Regions from separate parts of the Mus musculus genome. Here region 2 is linked to region 1. Evidence: chromatin loops called from intact Hi-C (ENCODE). Cell type or tissue: heart. All regions are shown on one strand.

The links. Hi-C counts contacts between places; a loop is a spot of excess contacts. Peaks named below come from ENCODE experiments on the same cell type or tissue, not always from the same donor. Only the 100,000 strongest peaks of a DNase experiment are listed, where the experiment ranks them.
Region 2: a loop joins it to region 1, with 2.1 times the contacts of the local background. A loop is called at or near these places in 7 of 42 quality-filtered maps.

The regions. Positions count from the first base shown.
Region 1 is chr3:89,336,152-89,344,151 of GRCm38, forward strand. Efna4 (ephrin A4) reads right to left here and starts at 1,877. Exons shown (of 4, transcript NM_007910.2): 1 at 1,687-1,877. The coding sequence starts at 1,799. Adam15 (a disintegrin and metallopeptidase domain 15 (metargidin)) reads right to left here. Exons shown (of 23, transcript NM_001037722.3): 13 at 7,967-8,000; 14 at 7,522-7,826; 15 at 7,237-7,432; 16 at 6,962-7,039; 17 at 6,138-6,210; 18 at 5,786-5,924; 19 at 5,357-5,426; 20 at 4,712-4,786; 21 at 4,250-4,321; 22 at 3,904-4,028; 23 at 3,489-3,802. The coding sequence ends at 3,760. In heart, CTCF peaks have their summits at 3,438 (motif pointing left) and 4,521 (motif pointing right); DNase peaks (open chromatin) are centred at 1,630, 1,770, 3,530, 4,660 and 2 weaker places; H3K4me3 peaks cover 4,123 bases; H3K27ac peaks cover 3,187 bases; H3K27me3 peaks cover 427 bases.
Region 2 is chr3:89,684,593-89,692,592 of GRCm38, forward strand. No RefSeq gene overlaps it. Among named protein-coding and RNA genes, the nearest start is that of Adar, 42 kb to the right of the region's middle. In heart, a CTCF peak has its summit at 4,273 (motif pointing left); a DNase peak (open chromatin) is centred at 4,279; H3K4me3 peaks cover 487 bases; H3K27ac peaks cover 458 bases; H3K27me3 peaks cover 531 bases.

The sequences.
Region 1 (8,000 bases):
AAAGAAAATGAGTAGGTGGGCGCTTTTTCACTTTTTACAGATTTTACTATATGGCCCAGGCTGGCCTTGAACTCACTATCTTCCTGCTTTACCTCAGTCTTCATTCATTTTATCATTTTTTTAAGCTATGCGTGAATGTGTATGTGGGTATGTGTGAGTGAGTGCAGGGGCTGATGGAGGGTCCTCTGGCTGTGAGCCCTATGTGTGACCTCAGCCTTCCAAAGACTGGGATTTACAGGCCACCACACACAGTCCAGCTTCCTTTCTTAAGCAGACAAGTAGATGCTCATTATCAAGACAGTCCCCTCCACACAATCAAGATTCTCTTCCTCTCCTCTCAGAAGCAGCCCGAAGGGGCCAGGACAGGCGAGAAGGGCCGGACAGGCCACCCCCCAAGCACCACATACCGAATGAGTCCAACACAGGCACGCACACAACAAAGCATGATTTAGAAAAGGCCTCTAAACATCCTTCAGTGGGTGGCCAAGAACCACCTGCTGTGTCGACTCTTGATTAGAAGGATTCCTGGGCTAGGCTCTGACCACTAGCCAGAGAAGGAACCAGGAACAGAGGGGAGATAGGATCTTTGTATGCTTCATCACACTGGGTGTGGAGAAACACCCCCTGCCAAGCCAGAGCTCAGGAAATACTTGTGAATTTGGTGAATGAACTAGAAACACAAGAGCTGGGGGCTGAGGGACTGGTCTGGAACTGAGATAGAAGAAGTCAGAGTCCAGGACAATAGCGCTTATCACCCGGTATTGGTATTGGAATGACTATCTTTAGGCCTGCCCTCCCTGGGGGGCTGTGGCCTCCCACGGGGCAGGGTTTCATTGGTAAAGCCCAGCAGCTCAGCACTGGTCTTGACACACACACAGAGTATGTGCTTATCAAATGTTAGTGAATAAATGAACAGAGCCACAGATTGTCTGAAGTAGAAAATCAGAAAGGAAAACAGATGGGGAAGGCAGAGAGGCAGGGAGGAATGGGAAGCAGGATGCAAACAGCAAAAAATACCGAGGTTCAAAGGCAGCCAGCTCAGCAGAGGGGAAGAAATAAGCATTGAAATCTGTACAGCGGCACTCCTTTCCACAAGCCTGACCTCAGTCAGTCCACTTGCTTCCCAGGGTACTGGGTATTATTAGCCCATTTTGTAGATGACATAACTGAGGTGAGCAAGGTCAAATGACTGGCCCACAGGTGAATCAGATGGAAGAACAGGGCCAGGATTGGACAGAAATAAGATCAAGATGGAAGCAGAGATATCCAGGGGCCCGAGAGGCTCTCAGAACCAGAGAGGAACTCAACGTTCTTTCACTTGGGTAAAAATCCCTCCCTGGTTCTCAGCGGTCCACCCCAGCTCCTGCCCCGCCGGAGGTTTGGGCTCCCTAGAAAAGGGGGGCGGGACCCGGAATACGGGGCCCAGGCCCCCTCAGCTCCCTGCTCTCAGACTCCAACCGACCACCCTCAGGACTAGGGTGGTCCGCTCGCCCCCACACACACGTTCGGGCGGGGGGGGACCCCCGGGCACGCCTCGCCCCTCCCCCGCCGGCTCAAACAAAGGAGCCCCATCGCGCGGCTGGGCAGGGCTCAGACAGCGCCTTGCAAAAAGGCGAGCAGCGGGCGCGCGCACAGCCTGGGAGCGCGCGGGCCCAGCTCGGCTCTCGCCTCGCTCGGCCGTGCTACCTGGGGTTAGAGGAGTTCCAGTAGATTGGGTGGCGGAGGCTGGAGCACCCCGGCAGGCGCGAGCCGAGCAGCGCGGCCCAGAGCACAGTCCGCAGCAGGGGCAGCAGCCGCATCGCCCCTGGGGTCCAGTCTGGTCTGGCCCGGCTGGTCCCGGCCCACTTCTCTGTCCCGGCGAGAAAGGTACAAAAGTGGAGGGGGGTGGGGGGTACGGAACGGAGGAGGGGTGTGGAGGCTCCTAGACCACAGCCCTGGGTAACTTTCCACCAATGAAAACTTGTCTCCGCCTCTCTACTCAGCGCCAACTCTTGTTAACCCTTTGTGCTTCCTGTGCCCCGAGCGCTCCAGGTTAGCCAAAGCGTCCCTTTGTTATCTCACTGTGCTGGAAGAGGGTGGCATGGTGGATATTCCACTAAGGACTTAATGCTTGAGGGTTTTGGTTTTCTATGTGTGTGTACGTGTCGGCGCTTCTATTCCTTCTCCACCTTATTTTTTGAGACAGGGTCTCTCACTGAACCCTGATTGGCTTGGCTTGCAGTCCTGTAAGCTTGGGGTCGGGGTAGGAGGGGGTGCTCCTGTTTCCTAGCCCCACCTCACCCCTCCCACCCACGGAGGGGTTACAGAAATAAACCACTAAACTTAGGGCTTTTTACACGGGTGCTGGTTATCCAAACTCAGGTAAGCACTTTACCAAGGCTGTCTTCTTTCAAATCCTATGTTGTACTTTATTTTGTTTAAAACAGGGTCTTAACACTAAAGTCTGGCTGGCTTGGAACTTCTATTATAAGCCAGGCTGGCCTCAGACTGGCAATGATCCTCCTGCTCTATCCTCTCCAGTGCTGGGATTACAGCCACGGGGTTCATGCAGCACCACCTAAGAGGGCCGGTTCGGTTTATGTTTAGATCTTGTCCTTTGTGTCTTCATTGGTTCAAGGTAGAAAGCCTCATTGAAGTCTGGGAGGTCAGAGCTGGATGGCACATGAAGTACACCCATAGAAGAATCCAGCATTCTAGTCAGCACACAGCAAGTTCCTATTTGGGGGTAGGAAAGTGTGTACATAGGTGCCGTGCGCGCGCGCGCGCGCGCACACACACACACACACACACACACACACACACACACATGATGGCCAGCACCTGATACCCCAGATACTTTTGGAGGCTGAAGCAGAATTACCTTCCATGCATTGTTCTTTTGCTTTGCACACGCAGATGGTACAAGGGGAAGGACTGAAGTGGCTCTGGGGACACCCCTGACATTCCTCTAGAGCATCGTGCTGGGTGACCATTGTGGGACACAGCCTGCCCCTTATCCGCACACACCTCTCTCCCAGGAGTCCTCAGTCCTGAGGTCTAAATGATGAGGTGGTAGCAATCAGTACAAAGCACAAAGCACCTTTGTTCTGGAACCTTCAGGTGGGGGCAGGGAAGTGGAGGAGGCAGGTGTGAAGCCTTGGAATCCAAGCAGCCGCTGCCCTGCTCCACCCAGGCTCAGGGCTCTGAGAACACCAGTTAGATCCATTTTCCCAGCCACTGGTCAGAGGGTGGGGATGCAGGTCTGACGACTTAGGTCATTTGTCTCTAGCTGTGGTGGGGGCTGAGCAGCATTGCTGGGGAGAACTTGGGAGTCCAGAGGCCATCGGACCCAGACTGGGCAGAAGCAAGCCAGAGGCATCCTAAGTGACACATTCTTGTTGACCCTTTCTGGGAAGTGATCCTATTCTACAGGCCCTGGTTTGACCCAGCAGCGTCTCCTAGTGGCCAGACCTGCAAACAGCAGGAACTACCCAGCTTCCAGGAGCAGACACATTCCAAGATCTCACATTTATTACAACAGAGCAGAGATAGACAGTGTCCATGTCCTTCCGCCACCTACTCCAGCCCCGGCTTCGGCCCCTCCCCAGCATCCCGCTGCAGCTATTTTAGTGCGTCCCCAGGTATTGCTTAACAGCGCCTGGTGGTTCTTTAGGGCTGGACACCAGATTGTCTGTTCTCCTGCTTCTCTAGTGTTTGGGGCAGAGGTTCCATTTCTTTGAGTCTTAGAGCTTGAGAAGGAGGCAGCCAAATCTCCAGAGGTCAGAGGTAGAGCGAAGATGCTGCAGGGGGTGGTGGAGCTGGCCTGGAGTTTAGAAAAGCCAAGAAGGAAAATGGTCAGAACTCCTGCCTAGATGCCTCGCTGGCAGCAAGTCACTTAACCTCAGCAACACCCTCTTCACCTACCTGGAGGGCACCACCAGCGGCAAGCTTCCATCTCCTGGGCCAGGCAGGTCACCTGGTGGGTGCTGGCCCTGTGGGTTGGCAGGCAGTGGCTTTCTTGGGGGTGGGGGTTTGGTAGGCCCCTGAGACTGAGAAAGAAGGCCAGTTTGGAAAGAGGTCATGTTTCTCACCCACAATGTAGGGGTTCTAAGAGCCGTGCTAGTGGTCACTTTTGTCTCCAAACAAACCTGTCACTACCAAAGGTGCCACTGGGATACATGCCGTCAGGCACAGAGGGAGGCAACCTGTCTCCCATTGCCACCATTGCTCTAGGTAGGAGAGGCAATGTCCTGTTCCCCCTCACTGTTACCTTTGGGCGCCTCACCACAGGGTCAGCGGGCAGAGGGCGAGTGGGGGGATTGGATCGGTCAGCCAGCGCAGCCTGAACAAAGAGAGGAGCAGTGGCTTGGAAAGCATGGTCCAAGGTAGTGAGCGTGCAGACACTACCCAGGGGTCGACATGCAAACTCAGCCGAGGGTGGGGGTGGGAGTGTCCAGAGGAAAACGGGAGCATGCGCAGAGCCCCGGGGAAGGAAGGTGCAGATCGATCACGGAGTCCCTGGATGGCTGCAGTCCTACTATAGACCACCAGGTGGTAGTAGAGACCATGGCGGGAGGCTCACCCTTTGCTGCATCTGGGACTTTGAAGGCTGAGGGGGCACCCTGGTCTCCTAATGAAGAACACCACTGGGGGGAAGCAGGGATGAGAACTGCGATTGGGCACCACACCTCCCACCTGTCCTGAGCCAGGGCAAGGCCCAGCCCAGATTTACCTGGAGTTTCTTGGGCACGGGGTTAGGTGGCAGCGGCCTGGAGGGGGGCACTGGAAAGCTGACCACACTAGCTTGCTGAGAAGGCAGGAGGAGCAGACAGGCAGAGTAGGCAAGAGGAAACAGACAGATGTGGGCAGAAAGGGGTTAGTGTTCAGAGAGGGCAGCAGGGCCCCAGAGGCAGTGAGGTCACTGAGCTGCATGCGGGGAGTGGCATGTGCTGGAGGGGACATGCAGGCTGACTCCATACACACCCTCTTGCCATTAAAGGTAGAGGGCTTAGGCCCTGGGCACTTGGCATCCTTTCACACATGATGTCCTGGGCCTTATCAGATCTTAGCACACGGAAGGTCCTTTTGCACAAGGCCCCATTATCCCATGGCTCTGGTCGCTGTGAAGGGCATGGATAGAACCATCTCTCAAAGCCACTGATTGGGCCAGCTGAAAGAGCTCAGCAGAGCCTTCTGGTGGTGACTGGCTCACCCACTCTGGCTGTCCTTGTTTCTCTGCCTGCTACTTACTGGTCCTGAGTCCTTGGATTGACTGAGTACTCCAAGTCTTTCTGAGTCTTGAACCCTTAGTGCTACCTCTAAGGCCCGAGTTAACAAGTAATGTGGACTCCTCTTTCCTCTGGCATCCAGGGCTTACCTTAGTGCCTGTCATCTGCTGTGCCCGCTGTGGAGGTCCTGGTCGTTCAGGAGGACAGGATTGGGGTGCCCTGAGTATGAAGAAAGCCAAAGAAAAAAATGGGACTAGCCACCTACCTGCTGATCTGGGAGAATTGAACCCTTTGGCCCTTGGAGGGTAGTTGTGTGTGCTTGAGCATCCTGGAAGAAGGCTACCTTTCCCCTGCCTTGGGGTCCTGAGAGAAGTGGCCCTTGTATCTGGGGGTGAAGTTAAGGGAAATACACAGAGATGACAGGTAGGTGTGTAGGAATGGTAGTCAGGAAACTCAGGATCTGAGAGTTGGAACTTAGAAGCAAGGGGTAAGGACTGAATGTCTTGGGGCCTTTAGAATCAGGGCTCCAGGACTGTCCCTGACTGAAGGAAACAGCAGCAGGGACAGGATGTTCATACCTATATTGGCAGCTGGATCCCTTAAGCTGGCAGAGCCGCTGATGCAGGCGGGCACGGTGCCAGTAGCTGGCACCAAGTAGTACGAGGACCAATAACAACAGGAGGCTGAGGAGCAGGCCTGTGGTCAGGGAGCTGGTTGCTATGGAGAGAGGTCCAAACTGAGGGTGGGTCTGGCTAAGAACTCTCTCCTGAGAGAGGAGCAGGGATAGGGAGGAAGTGAGGTGCTGAGGAACCAGAGACACCTTCAGGAGTCACAGAGTCAAGGGACAGAGAGTAAAGGGGTCAGGAAGGGGACGAAGGAGAGAGGAGATGGTCAGAGCTTCCCAATACCCCGGGCCCATCCTCTAGCTACCTTTGAGCTGGGTCATGCAGTCTGGAGGTGCCCAGCCCTCTTCACAGCGGCAGTGCCCGCTGCTGTCACAGACCTAGAAGGACAAAAGGCAAGCAATGAGGGCGTCTGTCAGATAGGACCACTTCCCTGTGTATGGCTTTCCTTTTTGTTTTATTTTGCTTTAGTTTTTCAAGACAGGATTTATCTGTGTATCCCTGACTTTCCTAGAATTCGTTCTAGAGAGCAGGCTGCCTTCAAACTCGGAAATCCACCTGCCTCTACCTCCCAAGTGCTGGGACTAAAGGCATGTACCACCACTGCCGGCTTTTCAAGAATTCTTTTTTATCCCCTAAAGCTTCTCAGACTGTCAGGAATGCTTCGGAGGATGGGTAGACAGGCAGTCCTGGAGAGGGGGAGTCTTTATCCGTGCCAGGGGAAATGCCAGCAAGCTAATGCTTTTGTTGTTGTTTTTGTTTTTGTCTTTTGAGATAGGGTTTCTCTGTGTAGCCCTGGCTGTCCTGGAACTCACTCTGTAGACCAGGCTGGCCTCAAACTCAGAGAGCCGCCTGTCTCTGCCTCCCAAGTGCTGGGATTAAAGGCGTGTGCCACCCCCGCCCGACTAAGTTAATACCTTTAATATGCTGGTCACTAGTTAGCCACTTTCAGGCCCTCCAGGATATGGGTACCATTATTATGTCCACTTGGAAGAGGAAACAGCCCAAGAAGGCTAATAAAATATCCTGGGAAGTGGCAAAGACGGGAACCGAGGTCTGTCTGCTTCCAAGTCCAGACTTTTCCCTTCAGTGGGCTCGCTTTCCCCCTTCATCTCTTCCACACCAGCTCACCCCATGGCCGTGGCATTTTCTTCGACATTCCTGTGCTCCCAGGAGATCCACGGGCTGGCATCGGTGGCCGATGCACACCTGCTCCGTAGAGAGAAGAGCAAAGATCACATTCTCAAAGCCTTAGAGGGACTGGGGCCTGCAGGACTGTGAGGCTCCCCTTTACAGACGTGAAACCGAAGCTGGGTGGGGAAACAAGACTGTTTGGCCTGAAGAATCTGGCTTGTTATGGGTCAGAGGCTGCTTCCCACCCATTCTCAATCGCCCAGGCTACTCACCAGGCCAGGACCACAGGCAGTGCCAGGCAGAGCCAGAAGAGGCTGGGCCACATCATTGCCCAGGTCCAGGTCCACCCAGCTGCAGTTTAACTGTGTCCCGTTGGCTTCCAGGACCTCCGAGAGCCGATCTTGGACTGAGCCCAACAGAGGCTGGCTCCTACCCCACTGGCACTGCAGTTGCCCACACATGACATCTCTGGGGGTAGGGAGAAAGGCCAGAAGGGTTGGTAGAAGAAGCGCCAAGGTGCCCACAAACTCAGGAAAAGCCCATTTTTCCCCACTTACCTAGGGGCACAAGGCATGTAGCTACCACCAGGGCTGCGCCCACAGCTCCCAAAGGCATTACCCCGAGTGTTGGCTGTTTGGAGGCAAAGTGGCGCAGCAGGCTGGGCCCCGGGTCCCCAAAGTGACTGGCACTGCCGGGCATAGGAGGCACAGCGCCCATGCATACACACAGCCTCTCCACTAGCACAAGGCTCACCGTCCCCAAGTCTGATGTCAGACGGGCACTGAGAGCTATCTCCTGGGCAGAACTCAGGCAGATCACAATCGTCTGTGGGAGGGCGGCACAGCCAACCAGCTGGGTGCAACTGTGGAGGGTAGTGAGCATCAAAGTAGGTACTGGGCAGGGTCAGCCAGGAGCTCAGGGTCAGAGCTCAGGATGAGTCTTTGAGCCTGGCACCTGGCAGGTTAGCTCGGTGGCGGGGGCTAGTCCCAGGTCCATACCCACCTTGCAGTTTTGACAACAGGGTCCATCAGATGCA
Region 2 (8,000 bases), 350 kb after region 1:
CTATGTCCATTCTAATAAGCCATGCTGAGTCTCCACCTGTGTTGAGTCATAATGGACCCCATCTTTTGGGTGGGTCAGTTAATACTCTGTAGAAGGTAGGACCCGTGTCTTGGACATCTTTGTACCATAGACACCAATAAGCATCATCTAGTAGACCCTCAGTAGACATTGGCTGAACTCAGAGCAGCTCACAGAACCTTGGAAGGCTGTTACTTGATGGGCCCTCTGTCTTTCTTCTCCTGTTTCTTATTCCTGGGGTCTATACCTGTCCCATGAACCACACTAACACCTCTGTTCCCAGAGACTCCTATGAAGAGAATATTAGCAAATTTACTTTATTTTTTATACTTTATTTATTATTATTATTCGTGTTGTGTCTGTCTGAGGATGTGTGTGCATGTGGCAGGTGCCCTCAAAGGCCAGAGATGTTTGATCCCCTGCAGCTGGAGTCATAGTCAGTTGTGAGCTACCCTGTGGGTGCTGGGAACTGAACTTGGATCCACTGAGCCATCTTGCAGCCCCTTATCATCCTTATTTTAAAAACTAAGAAGATGGTTAGGAGCTCATTTTATAAATTCACACACACACACACACACACACACACACACACACACACACACACACACATCACATATGTTTTAATATAGTATTCACTTTTAAAGTAACTAGGAAAATGGTGCTATAACAGGCATACTGTAGACCCATTCTCAGAGCTCTGAAGTCTGGGGGGGGGGGGGGTTCAAGAGATAGCCCATCTCCAAAAAGGGTTAGAGCACCAACTTAAGAGTCTAGTAGACAAACACTCAGTCCATAGCAGACAGTAAACATATAGATCAGTCAAGAAAGTGCCATTGTTGATGGTTTTTTTTTTGCAGGTCCCTCTTTAGTGGATGTTGGAATTTCTGTGTGGGGCTTTCCCAAGTGTTGATCAAGTGTTATACTGTGTCTGCCATGGAGTCATGAGAGATGTTTGAATGATTACACCACTAGATGTGGGTTAATGGTGGAGGTTAAGCACCAACATCAGCAGAATGGAATTAACAAAGGGGACACACCCTCTGGGGTACAGAAGTAAGTTCTTCTAACAGTGGGAGTAGTGGTGGCCTCCCCTGGGCTGGAACTGGAGCCCTCAGACCTTGTCCCAAGCAGCCCCAGTGTGCTCTACTTGAGAGACCTGGTGTGAGCTGGCTGCTGGGAAGAATGACAAAGTAGGGGTCAAGGCCACTGGCCCAGCCTCCAGACCAGGAGGTCTCACCTCTTAAGTGTTAGTTTTGCTTTCTAGTATACTACTTTGGGTCTAGAAGGTCTGGAGTATCCCCCAAAGATCCATAAGTTTGAAGGCCCTGTCTGTACCTGTGTCACTGAGGGGAGACAGTGGGACCTTCAGAACATGTGCCTAGTAGTAGAAAGTAAAGCTATTGGCAGGGCATAAAAAGAGACATTGGGACCCCAGCCTGCCTGTCTTTCTTTGTTCCCCAACTCCCATGAGGCGAGCAGACCTTCTACAGAGCAAGACAGGAGTAGCAGGAACAAGCCTCCAAAAGGAAACCTCTGAGACTGTGAGTCAACATGACCCTTCACTTTGTCTGCATTATCTCAGCTCTTCTGTAGGTGTGACTCAAAACCAGCCACACGCCTGATGCAATCTTTACAGTTTCTTGTCCTTCTCTTATCACATTATCCTCTCGAAAGTCCTACCCACTTCCCCTCCTGGAAGCTCTGGCAAGTACACAGTATGAGGGAGGGTAAAGGGACTAGAAATCCCAGGCTTTGCCCTCGACCTCCCAATGAGCTGGAGCTGGAGGGGGAGGTGATGGAGGGTGGGAGTGGGCGGGGCTAAGTGGTGCCCTTCAGGTCCAGGCTCCCTGGAGCAGAGCGGAGCACAATCTCCACACGCCTTATTCGCCTTATTCTCTCTCTTTTCTCTTCTCTTCTCTTCTCTCCTCTCCTCTCCTCTCCTCTCCTCTCCTCTCCCCTCCCCTCCCCTCCCCTCCCCTCCCCTCCCCTCCCCTCCCCTCCCCTCCCCTCCCCTCCCCTCCCCTCCCCTTCTCTCTCTCTCTCTCTCTCTCTCTCTCTCTCTCTCTCTCTCTCTCTCTTGGTTTTTCGAGACAGGGTTTCTCTGTATAGCCCTGGCTATCCTGGAACTCACTTTGTAGACCAAGCTGCCCTCGAACTCAGAAATCCGCTTGCCTCTGCCTCCCGAGTGCTGGGATTAAAGGCATGCGCCACCACACCCGGCCATATGCTTTATTCTCAATCCCTGCCGGGTAGACACTTCTCTCTTCCAGGTGTTTGGACACTGTGATGCCAGTCTTGTCATCAACTTGGTAGGATTTAGGATCACCATGAAAACTGATCTCTGGACATGTCTGTGAGGGAATGTTTAGATTCTGGTTCGTTGAGGTGGAAAGTCTCGCCTTCAATGTGGATGTCGTCATCTCCTGGGTAGGGTCCCAAAGAAGGAGAAAGTGAGATGAGCACGCTCACCCTAAGCAAGGAAGAACAAGTTTACCATGGGATGAACAGGCGTCCCTGCATCCTGGCCCTCGCCCCTCCCCCCACCCCCCATCAAGATGTACTGTGCTGTTACCTGCTCAAACCAGGATCCATGGCTCTTCCTGGTTCACACTTTCTGACTATAGATGCACTGTGGCCGTTTCCTGATGCTCCTTTTGCCACACTTTGCTGTCACCATGGACTGTGTCCTCTTGGAATTCAGAGCCAAAATAAGCCCTTTTAAAAGTTGCCTTTGCCTGCCTTCCCTCCCTTCCTCCCTCTTTCTCTCCCTCCCTCCATTCATCCCTCCCTCCCTCCTTCCCTCCATCCCTCTTTCCACCTCCCCCTCCATTCTATTTTCCATGTCTTTTTCCCACCCCCACCCTGTCTTCACAAATACTATTTCCAAATATTGCCTCTGAGAGCTCAGGTTTGATTGTGGATCTAGAGTTGGGGAATTGATGGAAGAAAGCATCAGTCACCTGGAGAGCAAACACTGAGCCTCTGCTCAGTCCAGCCCAGATGACACAGGGCTCTGTGGAAGAGTCATTATTATGTCAAATCCCCGCTAGGGAAAGGCCACCCAATTTTAGTTGCTCATTTCCACAGGCAAACTGTGTCCCCTCCATGGGTAAGCTCACAGATTCTGTAGTTTCTTCCTTCTGCCTCATTTTCACACCGTCTTCCAGATCCACGGTTAGGGTTTGGGGGCCGAAATACTGAACAGTATCAACACTTCATTTCCAAAGACATTTCAGTAGACAGCGCAAACAGCTGCATCCTGCACACAGAAGCAAGTCTGCCACGCCTGCTCGGCACCTTCGTAGCTTTCACCCTGAGCGACTCCAAAGATAAAGTGCTAAACTCTTAAAGTCTCCAACTGTCAGAACCGATATCTGTCCCATGTTTATGTGTTTGGAAACCATGGCACTCAGAGGAACCGCCAAAGTACATGTGCAGTACACGGAGGGAGGTTTTGGGAGTCAGACCAACAAGGCACATATTTTAGCCTGTGAAGGGAATTTGTCTAGCTCTTCCATTAGACTACATCCCTAGCCTCAAGTATTTTTGCTTCTTATCTGCAAAAGGACAATGCTTATATCAAAGGGCTGCTGAGGATTAAATGTGATTAAATGGACCAATTCCCTGGTCCAGCTGCATCAACATCACCAGAAAACTTGTTAAAATGCTAATAAGCTGACCCTAGCCTAAGTCTACTGAGTGAAGAGCTTTGGGGATGGAGCCAGCAATCTGTGCTTTAAGGAGTCCTTCCATGAAGTTCTGATGCTAGCTCACGGTTAGGCTTAGGGTAAAGGCAAAGCAGACAGACACCCAACAGTTTTTTCTTCTATTCTCCTGAGTGTTTGTAGGGTATGTCTTGCTTTTGCAATGCTTGGCAGGCATTCTCTTCCTGAGAAGTACCCCTAGCCTCTCATTAAATAACGCCATTAATCCTTTACATTCAATGGCTTCTACATGAACTGAGCTAGGGAATTCAGCCTGCTTGCCCAATTGCACCTTCTAAGTCTGAACCTTGAAAGCCTATCTGAGATGTATCCTCGGATTCTCAAGGAAATCGACACCGAATACACCACAATGCTGTCATTGTTTACCCGGCGCAGCGAAGGTGGGGTGGGCAAACCTCACTCTATGTGGTTTTAGAGGCTTGCCTAGGAGAACACAGGAACCTGGTTCTCTCAGGAAGAAACCTGGTCTTTCTATCTTCCCAGAGCCAGTCCTTGCCAGGCTGCAGCCCTGACTCAATGCTGCCATCCGGTGGACAGAAGGGAAGTGCCTGCGGGACCACGGGCTCCACCCAAGCCAGCATTTCCTGGGTTTCTAGGAGCAGTCGTCCCTGATGGCTTCAGGCAGATTTAGAGGTGATGCTGCTGAAGGAGCCGCCCTCAAGGTGCTGGCAAAGAACTGGAGGAACGGGTGCTGCACGATGCCCCCGGAGGGACCGGCGCTGCTCGATGCCTCCGGAGGAACGGGCGCTGCACGATGCCCCCGGAGGGACCGGCGCTGCACAATGCCCCCTGGTTAGTATTCTCCAAGTGTACAGCCCCGACGAGGGAGGTGTTTGCTCTCAAGCGCCTGAAAAGCCTATTTACATATACAATCTGTTCCTAACAAGCAGCAGAGAGTTTGCAGAACTATTAATAAGTCTTCCCAGACAACAAATATACATTTTAATGAGAAGCTGAAAATTAAGAGTAACTTTAAAATGCTGTGCAAAGGCTCAGCTTCTAATTATAATCTCCTAGAGGGGAAAACATGGGATGGCTTCATTTCTCCTGATAGACCAGACACTCCAAGAGCTCCCATTGATAAATCAGCATTTTCATTTATATCCTCTCCTGCCTTGTGATTTAACATTCTCTCAGGATACTTCGCTTTAACAGAAAATACCACTCTGAGCAAATGCAATTAGCCAAATTCTATATACAGCTAATTCAGCCTTTCATAAAGGTTTTTAGACATTGGTTAATAATTGGAGCACGTCAGAAAGATATAGGGAATACTTCTAGCTTGTAGAATAAAGTGTCCCTTTGTAGAACTGAAGGTGTGTGTGTGTGTGTGTGTGTGTGTGTGTGTGTGTGTGTGTGTGAAGAGGGAGGCTAGTGTGGAGGCTTTCTCAGGGACAAATCTTCAATTAAAACATCAAAACAAATAATACAGTAACATAATAAAACTCACTGAATAAAATAAGAAATATGAACCTAAATAGATGCAGATAAAATAGAAATCTTGATGAAGAATAGGATATTTTAAGCCAGGAGTCAAGGAGTTGGCTCAATGGGTAAAATGTTTATTGCACAAGCCTGAGTTCAAATCTCCAGCATCCAAATAAAAGCCAGGTCTGGTTATGCTGCCTGTGATGTAGATTTGGGAGTTAGAAACAGGCAGATCCTGGGGGTTTGATGGCCATTCTATCCAAAATGGCAAAGTTCAGTGAGAGACTGCCCCCAAATTGATAAATAGAGGCCCAGAAGTGTTTGGAGAAATTATCCAGATGTCAACTTCTGGGCATTACATGTGAGTACACCTGTCTATACATGTGACATTTATCTATTCAACACACACACAGCGCACACACACAAACACATAACTGGGCATGGTGGCCACGCCTGCTGCTGTTTCCAATGTATGAACTTTACATGTGTCTTAGTTACTTTTCTCTTGCTGTGATAACACACAAAGACCAAGGCAACCTATTAAGAAACCTTTTAATTTGGCTTGCAGCCTCAGAAAGTTAAAGTCCAGCCAGGCAGTGGTGACGCACGCCTGTAATCCCAGCACTTGGGAGGCAGAGGCAGGTGGATTTCTGAGTTCGAGGCCAGCCTGGTCTACAGAGTGAGTTCCAGGACAGCCAGTGCTATACAGAGAAACCCTGTCTCAAAAAAAGAAAGAAAGAAAGAGAGAGAGAGAGAGAGAGAGAGGGAGGGAGGGAGGGAGGGAGGGAGGGAGGAAGGAAGGAAGGAAGGAAGGAAGGAAGGAAGGAAGGAAGTTAAAGTCCCTGAGGGCAAAACAAGGAGCAACTGAGAACTCACATCTTGATCCACAAGAGTACTGGGAACCTTAAAGTCAACTTCCAGGGATACACTTCCTTTAATAAGGCCACACCCCCTAATCCTTCCCAAACAGTTTCAATCGAGAACTACATATTCAATGTATAAGCCTATAGAGGCCATTCTCATTCAAACCATCAGAACTTTTGTGAGTGGTGTGTGTGCTTGCACATGTGGTAAGAACCCGTTCTCTCCTGTGGGTCTTGGGGACTGAACTCAGATCATCAACCTTGGTGGCAAGTCCCTTTAACCACTGAGCCATCTTTTGGGCCTGCCCCTGAATGTTGACTTTCTTGCTTTCATTTTCAGAGTGGTAAGTATAGGTGAGTGCCACCACACCCAGATTATACAGTGTTGGAGATAAAACCTAAGACTTTATGTGTGATAAACAAGCACTCTATCATGAGGGAGAAAGATTAGAATATGGCATAAGCACACACACATACACACACCACACACACACACCACACACCACACACCTATCTCTCTTTCTTTCTCTCTCTCTCTCTCTCTCTCTCTCTCTCTCTCTCACACACACACACACACACACACACACACACACACACTACATTTTTTTTAAAGAAAAGGACAATAAAGTGTTGTTTGGTGGGACATACATGTACTCCAACTCTTAGGGAGCTGAGAGCAGATGATCACAAGCGTTAGAGCAGCCTGAAACTAGCCACAAAGCCAGAAACTAGGATGGGAGGAGGGATGTGAAAGAGGAGGGAGAAAGGGGAGGAGAGGGGAGTAGTGCACATCAATGATGAGTGAAGACTTCTCAGGAGTCTCACAAGGACGTCCATGTCCACGGGTGTGTGTGTGTTGGAGAGGCAGAGCCTACTGTCCCGTGCTGCCTGGCCAACCCATAAGATAGGTCTCTCACAGGGCATGAAGGCTTCCTTTAGACCTTCTCTCCTAGTCAAACTGGCAGAAACTACTTTTCTTTCACTCTCTGGTGACCATGGGGGATCCCAGCAAACAGGATATCCTGACCATGGATAGGCACCTCTGCTTGATGACCATTACTGATGCCTGCTTTGACTGGGATGCCAAAGCCTCCAGCTGGGCAACCCTAACCATAGGGGCTTCTTTGCATCAGCTACTCAGGGTAACAGAATCACTTGCATTTTATTTGCTTGGCACCAAAAATGGAAGCTTGGGAGCCCGGAAATTCGGCTACCTGCTTTACTGTAATGGAGACGCACACTCAAGCTGCAGGTGGTAAGTGGAGCGGGAAAGGAGGAACTTATTCGCATTTCTCAGACACTCAGTCTGTGTGGGAGGAGTCTCCAATCCTAGTGAAATCCGGGAGAAAGGACCAGATGACTGAGGGCTCATGTTTCATGTCTAGCTCAAGACCTTGAGCAGGGCCCAGTTGGAGAGACTGTGAGTCAGGTGCTAGGTAACGACCACAGAAGAACACAGGAAACAAGTAGCAGATGAGGGGCTGACAAAACTCCATCCCGCCTGCATCAGGAGCACTTCTGAAGAAACTTGGGCCACCGCAGTATATTAAGTCACCATCATCTTTGGCTCTTGCCCCTGTGTGAGCAAAGAAAAGCTGGTTATTATCCCAGGTGTCTCACACAAGAAGACCAAGTCATGATGTTTAGGCCACAGTGCCCTTGTAACCTGGAAAGTTATCTTCCAGAACATGCTGAGGGTGTGTGTTTTCTAGTATGGTATGGCTGTGCAGGGCCACTGGCTCCTGGGAGATGCTAGCCGCTCCTAGTGTGGTGGCACTTTTAGCCTCAGAATTCCCACCCAAGAGGTAATTGGACAACACTCACTCACAAGATTTTAGAGAGGCGCCGGGCGGTGGTGGTGCATGCCTTTAATCCCAGCACTTGGGAGGCAGAGGCAGGTGGATTTCTGAGGCCAGCCTGGTCTACAAAGTGAATTCCAGGACAGCCAGGGCTACACAGAGAAACC